2 separate regions of the Homo sapiens genome follow, and region 1 is linked to region 2. A link is a loop called in an ENCODE intact Hi-C map of the cell type or tissue named here. Cell type or tissue: Caco-2. All regions are shown on one strand. Links, peaks and the distances in the headings refer to the core of each region. The heading gives the core; the rest is flanking DNA. Region 1 has its middle 49 kb from the start of CEP126. Region 2 overlaps YAP1 (Yes1 associated transcriptional regulator).

The links. Peaks named below come from ENCODE experiments on the same cell type or tissue, not always from the same donor. Only the 100,000 strongest peaks of a DNase experiment are listed, where the experiment ranks them.
Region 1: it touches region 2 in a loop (5-fold over the local background); 2 of 110 quality-filtered maps call a loop at or near these places.

The regions. Positions count from the first base shown.
Region 1 is chr11:101,861,908-101,870,830 of GRCh38, reverse strand. No RefSeq gene overlaps it. Among named protein-coding and RNA genes, the nearest start is that of CEP126, 49 kb to the left of the region's middle. In Caco-2, for the core only: no CTCF peak of the experiment used is centred there; a DNase peak (open chromatin) is centred at 4,020.
Region 2 is chr11:102,187,875-102,196,797 of GRCh38, reverse strand. All of the region lies in intron 4 of YAP1 (Yes1 associated transcriptional regulator), which reads right to left. Among named protein-coding and RNA genes, the nearest start is that of YAP1-DT, 82 kb to the right of the region's middle. In Caco-2, for the core only: no CTCF peak of the experiment used is centred there; a DNase peak (open chromatin) is centred at 3,867.

The DNA of each region.
Region 1 (8,923 bases), core at 1,969-6,968, 330 kb after region 2:
GCAATTCCTGCTTTGGAAGATAGGGAAAACCTGGGACATTCACTAAAATGGCACATGCAGGACCTCAGTATTTCCATAAGGAAATATGAGGATGAAAGCAGGGAACGTGAGTCACTGTGTGTCCGTTGGCATTTCGAAAGCGATATATGAATCACTCTAATGCAATTGGGGGCTGTAAATGGGAGATGGAAGTGAATGAAGGAACAAAAGTGCTACTCCTAAGCTTTAAAGGTCAAGCTACTGTAGATATGGGTATCACGGAAAGGGCATGAAGGTCACGAAGGGGGATGTTAGGTTCATTGAGATGGATATGAGTGCCAGAGGAAACAGATTGCTCATTAGTGTTATGTTGGTAACTTCGTCAAAGGTGAATATTTCACTTATTGCATGGTTAGTGTGCCATTATATAGGACTTAAAGTGATTCCTAGCTATAGGATAGTTATTCCTGGTTGCAGTCACATGGGGAATATACCTAACATTGTTTCGTGGTTCTTGCACCATCTATGTTTATCTGTTTATTTTCTCTTTTAGTGTTTTCAAGTTTTAGCACATGCAAGATGTTATAAGGGACCCTTAAGGAAAAGTTTTGTGTCTACATATGGATGAGAATTAAAGGGAGACTACCACCTATGCTCTACATGTAGCGAGAATCCAAGTAAAGACAAAAAAAAAAAACAAAACAGAAAAACGAATTTACATTACTGGTCTTCAGCTACTTTGGTCAGCATACTTATGGAATGAAATGTTGGAAGTTCTAATTACATACACGTAATGCATAGAACAGACAGGGGAACCAGGATATGGGTACCATAAGCAGCTGTGTCAACATGATGGCCTGGGAAAACGGCTTTACAAATGGCCAAGACTAGAGAGTGGTTGGCTCTGAAGGGGAAGTGAAAAGAGTGTTGCAGGGCTAACCAGGCATGGACCTTGGCCATACAATTGCCAAGGGCCATATTAACAATAAGAGATTATAACAATAATTTCACCTTCCATTAAAACATTTGACCTTCATCACAACCCCATGGAGTTGCAAGGATTATGAACATGGACCTGAATATGTAAAGCCCAGAGCTGAGAGGACAAAAGTTGGATGAGGGGACATGGTTGAGGGGACACAGTCTGTGTCACCAGACTGGGTAGACAAAAGAGAAAATTTAGAAATCTAGGGGAAACATACACAGGAAAGATTGTGTGTTTCCCAAGCCTAAATATGGGCATTATCTTTTCATAAGAATTGATTATACTAAACCCATCATCAGGCTTACCTCCTGTTGTGTGCACTTTCTCAAAGGAATATAAAGTTCATGAACATACTGATTTTCTGTACTTTTCATAATTGATCCCAGGTGCCTAGAACAGCACCATGCACATTAAAATTATACAACTGTTTGCTGAATGAAGTAATAAATGAATCCCTCCTTTTAGCAACACTCACTAGAATCCAGCTCAAATGTGTTTAATAAAATTAATTAGTCCAGGGACACCATCAAGTATTTTAGGCTGTTAGCCAATTAGAACCACCCCCATTGCTTTGCCAGGTCAAGCAGGTACATTTTCTAGGTTTTTAAGCAAACTCTAACGAAGGAAAAAGGAAGTGCATGGATTAGAAGTTATTTGGGCAGAGGATTGATTTGGATGTGTCTTGCATCAAGGCTTGTGGAAAACTAAAACTGTGATTTTTTTTTTCTCTTTCTCCTCACTTTTTCCTGATTTTTCTAGGTGAGATGGAGTAAGTTCTCAGGATATAAGAGCTAAGTTCTAAACCTTGTCTTCAAAGAAGATCTTTGAGGGACTTTTCTCCCCTTTTTTCCTTTCTAAAAGACACTTCACCTTGAGAGAAAAGTTAGTAGATTCCCCTTTTTATTCCCCATCTTGGGATTCTGTTCCTTTATTACTCCTTAGGCTTCGTCAGTAAGTATTGACAAAAGAAGTGCTATGGTCTGAATGTTTTTGTCTCCCCCAAATTCATATGTTGAAATCCTACCCCCAATATGATGGTATGAGGAAGTGAGGTCTTTGGAAGGTGATTAGGCCATAAAGGTAGAGACCCCACGAATGGGATTAGTGCCCTTATAAAAAAGGCCTGAGAGATCCTTTGCCTCTTCTACCATGTGAGGACAGAGTAGGAAGAAATGATTTCAATGAGAAGTGATCCAGGATGTGGGCCCTCATCAGACAGTGAATGTGCCTAGATGTTGGACTTCCAAGGCTCCAGAACTGTGAGAAATACATTTCTTATGTTTCCAAACTATCCAGTTTTTGTTAATTCATTATAACAGCCCAAATGGAGTAAGAGAGGAAGAAAACTTGTTTTAGGTCTTACAGGGTTGCTTAGACTAGTCGGAGTTCCTGTCTGGGAGATTCTTGCAAGTGTTACGTATTTCAGCTCACCTTAGGTGGTTCTCCCTCCACCAACTCCAGATTTTTATTGCCCACTTAAATGCCTCATCAGCTTCAATTCTCTCTGGCTTAATTTGTGTGTAGGGGTTGAAATTATTTTCCAGCTTCAGAAGACCTGCCTCAGGAGTTTCCCTTGTAAACCTTGCTTATTTTATAAGCAAATGAGAAAGACAAATTGCTGGCTGAATTCATGGGTCTTAAGCTTAATAGCTCCTTGTAGGGAAGTACAGAATACGGCCAGGGGTGGGAGGGAGGTGAGTGACTAATACAACCCCTGTGTAGTCTTTGTTAGGAAGAAGATTAGAGAACCTAGAGCCAGGATATTGTTGAAATGCTCTAGGGTGGTGGCAATCCACACTGTTCAACTGGTTATACTTTGGGTAGAAAGGATGACAGAATAAATGAGAGTGGATGACCAGTCTGGTTAAATAGCAACCAGAAGAAGTGGGTCTGGCGATTAAGTTCAAAGAATGGTGCCTTTCTCTTGGTACCTTCTTGATAGTGTGAGCTCAAGCAAAGCATGGGAAAACATCTAAGCCATGAAGGTATGGATCCATGTGGCTCTGATATCTTTTTAGTGGTGGAATTTGGAGAAATTTGAACACTTGTGCTACAGAGATATGACTATGTATGAGGATGGCTCTGGTCATCCCGACATTTCTCTACCCACATATTAACCCCAAACATTTCTTTACCCATATATTAACAGGAGATATTTGTGATGAATTTGCCAAAGTACCTGAGGAGATCATCAGAATCTCTGACTTAGACCTATGGTCTAGATAATGTGGGGTGGGGTGGTACTCAAGAGTCGATTACTAGATTCTGGGGTTTGTTTCTTGACCCTCAATTTCAGGCATCATTGAGAAAGTTCTTGAGCAGCAGAAGCTTCTTTTTCACAAATATAACTCTTGTATCCTTGTCTGTGGAATGCAACGATTTTCGTGGTTTGGGTTGGACAACCAGATTGGATTTCTATGTTTGGGAACAGGCAGTATTCTCTCTGCCATCTCTACTCATGAACAGCTGCTGGGTATATTGGCGCTGTCCCACAGGTGGGACTAATTTTGCTTATATTTGCTCACAGGGTTTTGAGAGTCTCATTTGAATATAATTACTGAGATTGCTGCTCCTTTACTTTTTATAAAAAAGATCTGCAGTATGGAATGCATTACTCATGAAAAGAGATTGCATTAGGCTGGATAATTGAAAGACTAACAAGGCCTCGAAGAGCATATTCAATAAAGGCAGAGGATACAGTAAAGCAGGAACAAGAGATTGCAAGAAAGCATCAGAGGTCCAAGAAACTTCCAAGCGCAGCTCCCCAGTGTCTTTCTTATTTGCATCAGGATATGCAATGTTTCCAAATTGAATTACCAAGAATTGTGTGATGATAAATCTTTGTTTTGGGAAAGGTACTTAAACATTTCCAACAGGGTCTTTTATATCCTCTTGGTCACATAGCCAAGCCAGGATATCCAACTGATTATACTGGGTATAAGCCATCAATAAACAAACTGGTTCTGACTGCCACCAGGAGAATTTGAACTTTAATCATCACATCATTAATCATTAGCTCACTATTCTTGTCTTGGCTGAGTCAGGGCCAGAGTCCCAAGAATTCCTGAAGATTAGCAAAGAGTTGTCCTGGTCAAGCTCTAAGGTACCTATCTTGCACAATCTACCCTCTGACACTTAGTCACACCTTTTAAAATACATGTGTATTACTGGTTCTTTTTCCTGAAACTTTGACTATTCATAGAAAAAAGAGAAAGGGCATTTTCCAAAGAAATAACTCTCTCCCAATGAAGTATAAGTGTTTTAAAGAAACATTTCAGTTTACCAATTTTCCAGCATAAACATGTGCAACCATTACAATGGTTTTACACCTTTTCACTACTGAAATTTCTGGGGAGGAGGGTGTTGCTTTTATAAACATTGAGATATAACTTACACACCATAAAGTTCACCCTTTTAGTGTATGTAGTTCAGTGATTTTTGGCATATTCACAAGATTGTGAATCCATCACAACTATTTAATTGCAGAATATTTTTATCACTCCCTAAAGGAATCCCATACCCATTGTCAGTAACTCCCTTCCCTCCAACTTCTGCAAGCGCAAATCTAGTTTCTGTGTCTATGGAATTGCCTATTATGAACATTTTATATGAGTGGGCTATATGATACGTGGCTTTTTGTGACTGGCTTCTTTCACTTAGAACAAAGTTTTAAAGGTTCATCCATGTTGTAAGGATGTATTGGTACCTCATTCTCTTTTTAAAAACTTTATTGAGATATAATTAACATACCATTCAATTTACAGATATAAAGAGTACAATTCAATAGCTTTTTGTATATTTAAAGTGCAACTATCACAACAACCAATTTTAGAATATTTTAATTGTCTTTGAGTGTATCCTGGTTGGAGTTTCTTGAGCTTCTTGGACATGTAAATTAATATTTTAAAATTAAATTTGGAAGTTTTTGCTCATCATTATTACTTTTTTGAGATGGAGTTTCACTCTGTTGCCCAAGCTGCTGGAGTGCAGTGGCAGGATCTTGGCTCACTTCAACCTCCACCTTCCAGTTTCAAGCAATTCTCCTGCTTCAGCCTCACCAGTAGCTGGGATTACAAGCTCCCACCACCAGGCCTGGCTAAGTATTTTTAGTAGAGATGGGGTTTCGCCATGTTGGCCAGGCTGGTCTCGAACTCCTGACCTCAAGTGATCTGCCTGCCTTGGCCTCCCAGAGGGAGGGATTACTGGGATTACAGGCATGAGCCACCATGCCGGGCTGGTCATTATTTTTTAAAATATTTTTTCTGCTCCTTTCTAGCCTCTCTTGGATTTTCATTATGTGTATGTTGGTAATTTACTGATGTCCCACAGGACTCTGAGGCTCTATTCCTTTTGTTTATTCTCTTTTCTTTTCTCATACGGAATAATCTCAATCTACTTATCTTGACGTTTGCAGATTCTTTCTTCTGCTGGCTCAAATCCGCTATTGAGCTCTAGTGAATTTTTCACTTCAGTTAGTTTTCAACTTCTGAATTAATATTTGGTTTTTCAAAAAATAATTTCTATCTTTTTATTTTTTATTGGATGAAACATAATTTTCATACTTCCCTGTAGGTCTTTAGCTATGGCTTCCTTTAGTACTTTGAACATGTTTAAGTAGTTGATGTAAAGTCTTTGTCTAGTAAGTTCAATATTTTTTCTTCCTCAGGGAAAGTTTCTATTGACTTTGTGTGTGTGTGTGTGTGTGTGTGTGTGTGTGTGTGTGTGTTGTGTATGGGCCTTACTTTCTTGTTTCTTTGCATGACTTTAATTTTTTGTTGAATATTGGACATTCAAGATAACACAGTGTGGCAACTTTGGAATTCAGATTCTTTCCCACTCTCCAGGGTTTGTTGTTGCTGTTTTTAGTTGTTTGTTTGTTTAGTGAATTTTGGGAACTAATTTTGTAAAATTCTATTTCTCATGTGTGGCCACTGACATGTCTGAATGGTTAGTTTAGTGACCAACACATGATTGGATAGAAATTTCCTTAAATATCTGGAATCAATTAATCTTTGCTAAGAGGTTCTGTGTGTGTTTTGGGGCATGCCTTTGACATGCAACTGAGTAGTTGACAACTCTGCCTTAGCCTTCACTTCCTGTTTGTGCAGAACCTCCAGACTAGCCAGAGGAGAGAGTTTAGAGGGTTATCAGGTATTTCCTGAGCATATGCAGAGCCCTGTACATGCACACAGCTTTACACACATAAGTGGCTTCTATAGTCTCAGGGATGTGTCACAGCTTTTCAAGGTTCCTATGGACAGCTTATCCTCTAGCTTTCCCTTTAAGCTTTTTAATTAGTCTGTTGTTAGCCATAACTGTTATCCACCACTTCAGGCAGCTGCAATATTATGCAATTGACTCTTATTGTTTTCAACACTTTTGGGGAAAAGAATTTTTCACAAGGGAGAGTTCTTAGTAAGGTAAAAATGAAGACAACCCTGTCAGTGGGCTCTTCTAGGGAACCAACAGGCAATTAACATCACAACAATTTTCTGTGAATGTGCTTTAAAGAAGCTCCAACCCCATTCCACCTTCTTCAGTGTATGACAGGCTGCTGGTTTTCACTGTGATTGTAGGTTATTGACTTTTGAGGCTGTGACTGAGCTGGGAGAGGAGATAGGAAAAGGGAAGTTATAAAACTATAAACCTATTTTTCTTACCAAGATTGAGCTTTTTTTTTGGTAAATAAATTATTCCCAGATTGTTGCAAGCCTTTGATTAATTTCTGTAGTTCTGCAACAGTTGATTCTGACAACTTTTTTGTTGGTCGGTATTCTTATTTCTTTTATAGATGAGAGGATTTTTGGATGAATCAGGTACAGTGGAAAAACACCTTGTAGAAGTTTTAATTCAATCTCCCAGTACGTTTTATCTTTGATATTAGTAGAATCAGGCTTTGTTAGAAATCAAATCTTACTAATTGCACTAAATAGGGGTTACATTATGAGTTAGAATATAATTATTACAAAATTCATAATAATTAAACTAGTTTTTTTTTAAAACTAATATGGCCTTTGCTCATATGCCAAATATTGTTATGGATTGGAACATAGATCAAGGGTCAAGTCTCATTTAATTTGAGATTAAAAATTTTGTGGGCAAAAACATGCCATGCTTTATACTAAAGGTTATACTGACATGGGATCTTAATGAACTTTAAGTGATTGTCATCTTTCCCTAACTGTTAAAATCCTAGTCAAGTTTAATGAGCTTCTATTATGACTAACTACATTCTTATTTCCTGCTGGAGAAGTGCCTCAATGTGGGAGAAGGGGCTCTCTGTATACTTTACAATCCCTCATCAGTTTGGTATGTTGATGGAGGAATCTTTTTGGAATAATAAAGGTCTACTGCTTTGGAAGTTTTAATCATCTGGGAATATGCTGGAACACAGTGTTGGTGACAAGTAGTATAAAAAACCTTGAGCTTCCAGAAGTCAGGGAGAAGCTCTGGGTTAAGCCTCCTGGTGAATTAGGCTGATAAATATTCATGGGTATAGGCAGAAACTTATTCTGGAGATTCTCAACAGGGATCCTGACAACTGATTACAGGCATAGAAACTGTGAACCCAAAGAAAGGAGGCAACTAGTTCTCCAAACTTTGCTTAGAATGATCTAGAGAGGGCTCCCGTTCTAGTGAGCACACCTTTAGAATTTATGGTTAGAAGTAAAAAATATGTGATGTAAGGACCCAAGACATGTACTCAGAAGTAACATCAAGTCACTAAGAAGGAAAATAGCAGCCTGGAAAGAACTGGACTAACAGCTACCGTTAAAGCAGGGCCTTGCTTGCATAGAGGCTAGCCAATTCACAGTGGCCTTGCATTCCATTCTGGAAATTGTCTGCTCTATTTAAGGTTGGGTTTTTTTTCGTAACTGAGAAAGGAAGGATGAGTCGCCCTAACTTTCCTTAATGCCTGAAACATTTGATCCCAAATTTTGCATGGATTTTCTCTTGAATGGCCATTGCTGATTGGAAATATCAATGGAATTCTTAGTAATTCCACTATCTTTGGGCTGCTCCCTAGTTTCCCAAGAAACAGCCTCACTGTACGAGCCTGCTACCTTGCTCTTGTACTACCACTCCACTTGCCTGTGCACTATACATATCTATTAATTGTCCCGTTTTATGCAATCTTCTCCTCTCTCTCTCTGCAATCTCCTCCCCTGACCCCAATAATCTCAGAACATCAGTATATTTAGCACAGATATCAGTCACTATTTCACTCCTGCTCCCTCCAGTGGCACTACAGTGGACCTGACAGTCTGTTTTCCCCCAGAGCCTGTTAAGTGATTCCATCCATGGGTGCTTGGCCTGTGATTGCATCACAAGCTGGATAACACTTGTTTTTCTTTTCTCTTGCACCCCCCTGGCTTGTCTTGTATCCTTCCTCATTCCTGTGTTCTTCTTAGGAACTTGTTTTTGCAGTAAAAATGCATCTTGAATGTAGAGTTACAGAAAAATTTGAGATTGGTGAGAAGTTTTCTTTGTGCTAACGGAGTTGCTTCTAATACTTGTCTAGGCTGTGTCTTTATTTGCTGTGGGGAAGTTATTTTACCAGTTGGAGTGGGGTTATGATGACATATTTACAAACACTGAAGTATGAGCCTGTGAAGGAGAGTCCATCCCAGGACATCATTAAGGGCTGGACGTATTAGGGGATGGATTTATTAGGGGTATCTCCTGGCAATGCCCCCATCCTCTTTGATAGGACCTCGCTGACAAAGCCTGACCCTTAGGGTGCATGTGTGTGCATAGACTGTAGTTTTCAATTTTCTGCTTGAAGGTGGCAGAAGGAATTCCAGTCATCATGAGATCATTGGTGTCTCTCTTCAGAGTTCATGGACAGTATTGCTAAAATAAATGCCCCATCTAGCTTAGATAAGCTTGGGTTTCTTTTTCTTATGAGACAGGGTCTTGTTTTGTCACCCAGGCTGGAGTTGAATTTGCTGAGACAAA
Region 2 (8,923 bases), core at 1,365-6,364:
ACTATATACCTAAATGACATCATGCCTAGAAATAATTTTTTCTCTTTACTGGGATAATTCACCCTTGTTACATGTACTGTCTGGTAGTTCTTACAAATTCACAGAATTGTACACCCATTGCCACGATCTAATTTCAGAACATTTTCATCACTTCAAAAAAAAAAAAAAAAAGTCACAAAAACAAAAACAAACAAAAAAGCCCTGTATCCATTAGCAGTTCACTACCTACTGCCCTTCCTCCCAGTCCCTGGCAACCACTAATCTACTTCTGTCTCTATGAATTTTCCCATTCTGGACATTTCTAAAAATGGAATTAAGCAATATATGGCCTTTTGTGCCTGGCTATTCTCATTTATAATGTTTTCCAGATTTATTCATGTTTTAATATGTATCAAGCACTGCATTCCCTTTAATTGCCAAATAATATTCCATTATATGAATATACCACATTTTGTTAGCCCATTCATCAACTAATGGACATTTGGGTTATTTTCACTTTTTGGCTATTTATTATAAAATAATACTGCTGTAAACCTGGGTACAGGTTTTTGTGGAGACATACGTTCCCACAACGTGGAGACATACGTTCCCAATTCTTTAGCCTCTATACCGAGGAATGGAATTGCTCGGTCATATGGGAATGTTATGGTTAATGTTTTGAGGAACTGTCATTCTATTTTCCAAAGTGGTTACATCATTTTTCAATCCCAACAGCAATGTATGAGGATTCCAATTTCTCCACATTCTGGACAACATTTGTTATCTTTTCAAAAAAAACTTTAGCCATCCTAATGGGAGTTAAGTGTTATCTCATTGTGGTTTTGGTTTGCATTTCTCTAATGATCAATATGTGGGGACAGTTCACCTGCTCTAACATCCTACTCTAGGTTTTGTCACAGGCTAAGTAACCTCTCCATCCCACACTCTGCACTTCTTTCCCCACTTCTGGTACCAATTTACTGTATTAGTTTGTTCTTGCGCTGTTAATAAAGACATACCCAAGACTGGGTAATTTATAAAGAAAAGAGGTTTAACAGATTTACAGTTCAGCATGGCTGGGGAGGTCTCAGAAAACTTACAATCATTGCAAAAGGGGAAGCAAACATGTACTCCTTCACATGGCAGCAGGAGAGAGAAGAATCAGTGCTCAGGGAAGGGGGAAGCCCCTTATAAAACCATAAGATCTTGCGAGCACTCACTATCTGAGAACAGGATGGGAGAAATTGCCCCCATGATTCAATTATTCCCACCTGGTCCCTCCCACAACATGTGGGGATAATGGGAGCTACAATTCAAGATGAGATTTGGGTGGGGACACAGCCAAACCTTTTCCCCAGCACCAACTCCCAGCCTCCCCAAACTGGATTAAAGTTTTCACATCTTTAGCTGTTCAAAAATACTGGTAACAAATATCAATACTTTAGTCAATTCAACTTCCCCCTCCTCCAACCATAAAAATTCATTATAATGTTATTTTTCAAACAATACAATCATGAATGGAGCTAAAAGAAAACAAAAAGAAATCCAGCAGAACATTTTCTCCTCATCACCTCATCAAGCAGTTTAGGGCAGGACACAAGGGTTGCTAAATGAGGTGAGGCAGAAAAGGGAGAACGTGTTCTAATTAGCTTTCAGCTCTCTTTGTCCCCAGAGCACAGCTAGATGTTTTTCCCCACTATGAAAATAAACTTTAAGGTCTAGTTAGGAAAGAAAGTTCAGATAATGAGACTGTAGAGAAGCAGCCAGACATGGTGATTTGCACCTGTAATACCAGCTACTTGGGAGGCTGAGGCAGGAGGACTGCTTCAGGACAGGAGTTCAAGACCAGACTGAGCAACACAGAGATACACCGTCTCTAAAAAACTAAAAATTAAAAAAATAAAGGGGCATTATCTTTTAAAATATACTTGTCACTATTAATTCATGTTAGATTAATGAATAAACAGGTCAATTATAACACTTTATTTCTAATTTCATTTATTACTAGTAAAGCTCTTTCACAGAGGATAATTTATAATTTAGAAGTGATGCATACCTCAGAGTTTTTACTGAAAAACACAAAAACTGGTCTGAAATTTGACTGGTGGCTTCCTATGTGCCTTTTTGAAAAACCTCCCTTGACCACCCAGGTGCAAGCAGGTTCCCACCACCCTAGTTCCTTTCACCCCACATTGTTTAGTACCTTTTACCATACTTAATACATTTGTAATGATTTATTTACTTGTTTAGTAGCTTGTTCCTCCCAACCCATGGCTAGCATAGTGCCTGGCATGTAACTGGCACCCAAACTTTTGTTGCATAAATAAATAAATCCTAAAATAGTTTCTCTCCCTAGTTAGGAGGATGCTATTAGTAATGCACAGGAGAATCTCCAAGTTGAAGCAAGTCCAGAATGAGTTCTAAAATGACCTTAGCAACTAGGGTAGCAGAACAAAATGAGTATAAAACAAAACAAAACAGAATCTGAACCACTCTCCTTCTAAATCACACCAATTACTTTCAACAGAAATTTGACCTTTCCAATAATTCTATAATCTCTTTCTTTTTCTTACATCTGAATCTTTGGGTTGGTACAAAAAGTAGCAAGCAACACCAAATGGTTCCTCTTTTCCAGCATATAAGATGTTTGCTGTTAATACAGAGTTAATACAAATATAACTTGAAAAAGTTTCCTTTTAAAAAACTATGTAAAAGGCTTGGCACGGTGGCTCACGCCTGTAATCCCAGCACTTCGGGAGGCCGAGGTGGGCGGATCACGAGTTCAGGAGATCGAGACCATCCTGGCTAACATGGTGAAACCCTGTCTCTACTAAAATACAAAAAATTAGCCGGGCACGGTGGCAGGCACCTGTAGTCCCAGCTACTCGGGAGGCGGAGGTTGCAGTGAGCCAAGATTGCGCCACTGCACTCCAGCCTGGGCGACAGAGCGAGACTCCGTCTCAAAAAAAAAAAAACAAAAATCAAACAAAAAAAAACCCCCAAAAAACTATGTAAGGTCTTTTTAAGTGTGTTTGATAGCGGCTTTAGTAACACGAATAAGGCATTAGTTTAAACTATCATCTAATTGACGTTGCTGGTCTTAAACTTTCATGTTTAAAAAATCCTGTATGAACAATGTACTCATTATGTAAAGAAAGATAAAAATGTTTCTTCACTGTATAATTAACTAATTGCATCAATGAAATACTGATCAAGTAGAAATTACCTATTAGTTTATCCTCCGTAACATATGTCTACTCAGCCTTGGTTAGTACAGGAGAGATTGCTTACCATAACTGATAAACTATTTTGGAACTACCTTACTGGATATTTTCCCTAGCTAACCAAAGTATTTATTTTTAGATAAAAAATAAAACATTTTAAAAAGGAACAGCGAAATTTCACAAAACATAGTTGAGACATACTGGACAGAGGAATACAACTAAAGTTGTTTACTTTTTAGAATATATCCTACTGAATTTAACATAAAATTTTAAAAACTGCAGAGCTCAAGTGTGGAACTAATTTTGAAATCTATTCTATAATCTTATGTATTAAAATATTCATTTAAGCAAATGCTTGCTTTTGAAGGAAAAAGAAAATGTAGTGAGAGCAATAATTACTAACAATCTCTATTGGTATGTCTTAAATCAGGTTTTGCTAAGCACATGGCCTGGAACTAGGCTTCAAATCTGCTTACATTAGACTTTCTGTCATGGCAACTTTATGGGAGTTTTAAATTTTAGAAACAAAGTGTACCAACAAGGCATCATCTTTAAGGCAATAAAGCTGAACTTTGCTAACATGAACATGTTTAAACTCCCATATGCTTCCAAGAGTTTGAGAGTGTGGACAAAGCTTAACTATTCAGCCCAGCACTTCCCACACCCCCCATCAGATTTGTTTGCCTGGACATACTCACCATGTGATAAGGCTTATCTTTAGATTAAAGGCTGGAAGATTTCCCTGTCTCCTCTTCAAAAGTAATTCCACACTGTGACCAGAGGACCAAAGTTAAACTTAAATGGTGCAATAAATAGTTCAAAAGTATCTCTGAAACCTCAATGCACTCAAATCAAAAAGGCTATTGAGAAGTAACCTTAAGCAAGAGTCCAAAGCAGTTACTGAGCATATTGTATTCAGTTAAAGAGTGGAAATATTCTTAAGAGCATCCAGTCTAATCCAGTCACATTTTACAGATGAGTCAAGAGAAGTTAGGTATCTTTCTGATCCAGTTGGTTATATTGTGATAGCAGAACTTGGGTCTCTTGATTTCCAACTGAGAAGGTAAATTTTTCTACATCCCAATTTAATTCAGTTGAATCAAGTACATTGTTGTAACTATCATGTGGAAAAGAGATGCTAGCCTCTACTGCAGATTGAAGAAAGATTTTTGGAGGAGATTGAAAATGACAGGTCAGAGCAATGACATAACTATTTTTCTCACAGGATAATGTACATATGAAACACTATAGAATATAACACTTAAAGAAGCACTAGCAAAATGAAGGACATCCAGAGAAGTGAGTAAATTGATAAAGAACAGAGAACTCTGAACACATGAAAAACCAGAGAAACCACAGTTAGAAGAGAACACTGCTGGGATTAGAGCTGTATTCACACATGTGAAAGGAAGTAAATTTTTGGGTAATCAAGAAATATAAACTTTGTGGTCATTAGAATTTTCCTTAAGTAGAATGGGCTACACTATAATGAAGTAAACTAGTAAAGGGAAAGGTCAAAGCTGAGATCGGTGAGGCAAGAATTGGGTAAATAATTCAACTAGATGCCTTTAAAGTCTGTTCCAATCAGAGATCTTAAATTCTCTTACGTAATTAGAAACTTGGCCAGGCCCTATGGCTCACACCTGTAAACTCAGCACTTTGGGAGGTAGAGGCAGGTAGACTGCTTGAGCCCCAGGGGTTTGAGACCAGCCTGGGCAACACGGCAAAACCCCATGTCTACTAAAAACACAAAAAAATTAGCAGGGTATGGTGGCACATGCCTGTAGTCCCAGCTACAGGCGGGAGGCTTGTATGAGCCCAGGAATTAAGGCTGCAGTGAACTGAGATTGAGCCATGCTGCACTCTAGCCTGGGCGATGAGAGTGAGACCCTCTCTCCAAAAAAGAAAGAAACAATAAAGGAAGAAAAGAAAAAAAGAAAAACTCATTATCTTTGGGTAACTTATTCAAGATGAGTCACAATACAAGATGCAAGTGCATTAACCACTATTTTTCTCCCTCTCAAATTTTCATGTATCAGCATTAGTAGGTATTTCTGAAAGATTAACTGCATTGAATCTAAATTTCTTTTAAATTCTAGGTATCAAAAGATCAAATTCAAATTTCAGTTTTGCCATTTAACTATATAACCTTGGGTATAATTTCCCTGATCTCAGAGGGGCTCAGATTTTAGACCATATTCCCTAACTCTCCCAGCATTTAAAAAAAAAAAAAAAAGTGTTGGTGGTCCGAGGAATCGTAATGGCTGTGTGGTGCTATGGCACTTAGCGGGCCAGGGATGTTGAATGTTCTGCAGTGATCAGAAGAGTAGCATTCTCCCCACTGAAAAAATGATGATTAGAGGACTCATTATGAGGGCCAAATTTTGTGAGTTTTATCAGTTAATAATTTTTTTTTTTTTTGAGATGGAGTCTCGCTCTGTTGCCCAGGCTGGAGTGCAGTGGTGCGATCTTGGGCTCACTGCAACCTCTGCCTCCCAGGTTCAAGCGATTCTCCTGCCTCAGCCTCCTGAGTAGTTGGGACTATAGGTGCGTGCCACCAGCCCAGCTAATTTTTGTATTTTTAGCAGAGATGGGGTGTCACCATGTTGGCCAGGATGGTCTTGATCTCTAACCTCATGATCCATCAGCCTCGGCTTTTGAGATGGAGTTTCGCTCTGTCTCCCAGGCTAGAATGCAGTGCACCATCTTAGCTCACTGCAACCTCTGCCTACCGGGTTCAAGTGATTCTCAGTGCCTCAGCCTCCCAAGCAGCTGGGATTATAGGCGTGTGCCATCACACCTGGCTAATTTTTGCATTTTTAGTAGACGGGGTTTGACCATGTTGGCCAGGCTGGTCTTGAACTCCTTACCTAAAGTGATCTGCCCACCAGGGCCTCCCAAAGTGCTGGGATTACAGGCGTGAGCCACTGCATCCAGCCTGTTACTAATTTTTATTTTTATTCTTAATTTTTTGAGACAGAGTCTCTGTTGCCCAGGCTGGAGTAGAGTGGCATGATATTCACTCACTGCAACCTCTGCCGCCTGGATTCAAGTGATTCTCATGCCTCAGCCTCCTGAGTGACTACAAGCGTGCACCACCACTCCCAGCTATTTTTTTCTATTTTTAGTAGAGATGGGGTTTCACTATGTTGGCCAGGCTGGTCAGGAACTCCTGGCCTCAAGTGATCCATCCACCTTGACCTCCCAAAGTGCTGGGATTACAGGCATGAGCCACCGCACCTGGCCATCTGTTAATAATTTTTAGCTCGCAATAGCTCTTTTTATCTAAAACACACATCTTTTCCTCTGTACGCTAAGTAATTAATGTAGTCCATAACCAAATACTGACAGCCCAGGATAACCAGGAAAGACTTGAGTTGATAAGGGGAAAAAAAGCCTCAAACCTCAAAACAAAACAAAACAGAACAAAAAAAACCTCACTTTTAGCATACAGCTATCAAGAGACTTGCTTTGATAAAATTTAAATAATTAGATGCTGACATTCTCTTTGCTCAAGACTCCATTAATAAAGTTACCAATTTGGTTTCTAGAGACTTCAGTGGTTTTCCCCCAACACTAATAGGATGGATTCTTAGTTATTTAGTTGGTTGTTAGGTGCATTTTCATCAAAAGGAAAATATTATTTTTAACAACAGAAATATTTGGCTTAAAAAAGAAAAAATGTTAATGAATGTCTCAAAATTTTTATAGATATTTAATTATTAATGCCAAATATTTAACTCTGATGAAAAAGAAGTCTCAACAACCTTCGGCTTTAGTCTTATTTTAATAAATTGCATATAGGTATTTGTATTTTACTTATCCTTTTATTTCTTATTTCAAGACATTATAGTAACACATACACACGTGTATGTAAATGCACAGAAAGCAAGTTTTGGGAAACTGAAACAAAGGAACCAAAATCAACCTATGAGGTTTAATACCTCTGACATTTCTACACATAGAATTTCTGTGCACAGAACTGTAGTTAGGAATTAAATATTCTGTTTTTGTCACTCTGGACTGTTCATTACTTGCTTTAAAATTCAGAAGTATAATTTTTTCCCCAAATCTCTTGCTCCAATATTTTGTTTACACCAAATATTTTTATCCCAGTGGTGCCATCAGCACTTATTTCCTAAAACACAGATTGGTAACAATATTTTAATACATCTTTTTATAATATAAACAATAGCGAAAATAACATTAAAGATCAGTTTATCAACTATTAGTGTTTTAAAGATCTTTTTTCATTCTGAACAGCAATTATAATTTCATTGTGTTTTCATTAGGCCTTTTACTGGAAAATGTCCATGACTGTATTATATACAGTAATAGATCTACAACATACAAGGTGATGTTTAAACCTGAGACTCATGTTTGCCAGTACAAAATCTCCAGGGAAAAAAAATCACCTCCTATGTGTTTATATGAAATAATTTAATGGCTTGCATAATACTCAAGGAACCATTTTCTTGAACAAAGAGTAAAAACACTCCTAATATGACTCCTTAAAAAAACAAACAAAAAAAGCCCTATTTTTCTTAAAACTCAATAAACATCAGGGCATCCTTATTGCCATCTGATGTCACTTCATGATTTGTTATAAATTACTAATGAATTCTCTAAAATTAAAATATTAAAGAAATAGCTTTTAAATGTTAAAGAAAAAAATCATTAAAAAACCCAATCCACAACAAATTACTCTTTTATTCCCTAAAATTACATAAATAACATTAATTTCATGTGAGATGTGAAGGATTGATACTATAAATATAGTCATGTGTCACTTAATAACCAGGATATGCTTTGTGAAATGGATCATTGGCAATTCTGTCACTGTGCAAACATCTTAGAGAGTACTTACACAAACCTAGATGGTATAGCCTACTACATGCCTAGGCTGTAAGGTATAGCCTATCGCCCCAAGCTACAGAACTGTACAGCCTGTTAGTGTGCTGAACACTGTAGGCAACTGTAGCACAACGGGTAGTATTTGTGTATCTAAACATAGAAAAGTTACAGTAAAAACACAGTATTAGAATCATATAGGACCACGACTGTATATGTGGTCTGCCGCTGACTGAAACGTTATTATGCAGCAAATGAAGTGTAATTACTAAATATGTTTAATCTTAAAGCAAATGGCTATATTCTAACTATAATTAATCTGAAAGCATCTGATAAATAAACATATAAAAGGGGTTGTTTGAAGGAGCTAAAATTAAGCTTCTCTAGGGGCTTAGCTCCCATTCTAAGACACTGAAAGACACACATCTACTTGACTTAAGCCAAAAATTGATAAATATTTTAATATAGATTTGAAGAATATCGAAAAGCAAACTCCACAATCATGAAAGCAATATCCTACACCATTTGTTTGTGTTTGTATGGCCCAAAGGGTCAGAAACAAGGGGATAGTTTATATTTCTTTGGCAGAGATAAAACATAATCCACTATGCAGAACTTCTGATTTCAAGGAAAACTTCAAATCCAGCAGCTAACAGCTTGTCTCTATTTGCTGTCACTCTAGATCAGAGAAACCCACACGTTTTTTTCTTTCCTGCCCCCCTTCAGTTACACTTGAGCTCTCTGAGTGAAAAGGTCTGGAACAGATTAAAAGTCGGGCCACAAAATAAAAAGCTCTGGCATATTGTCAAGCCTGTCTGGAATACACACACGGTGGGCCCAAAAAGGGAAACTAAATGCAATAAGAGAAT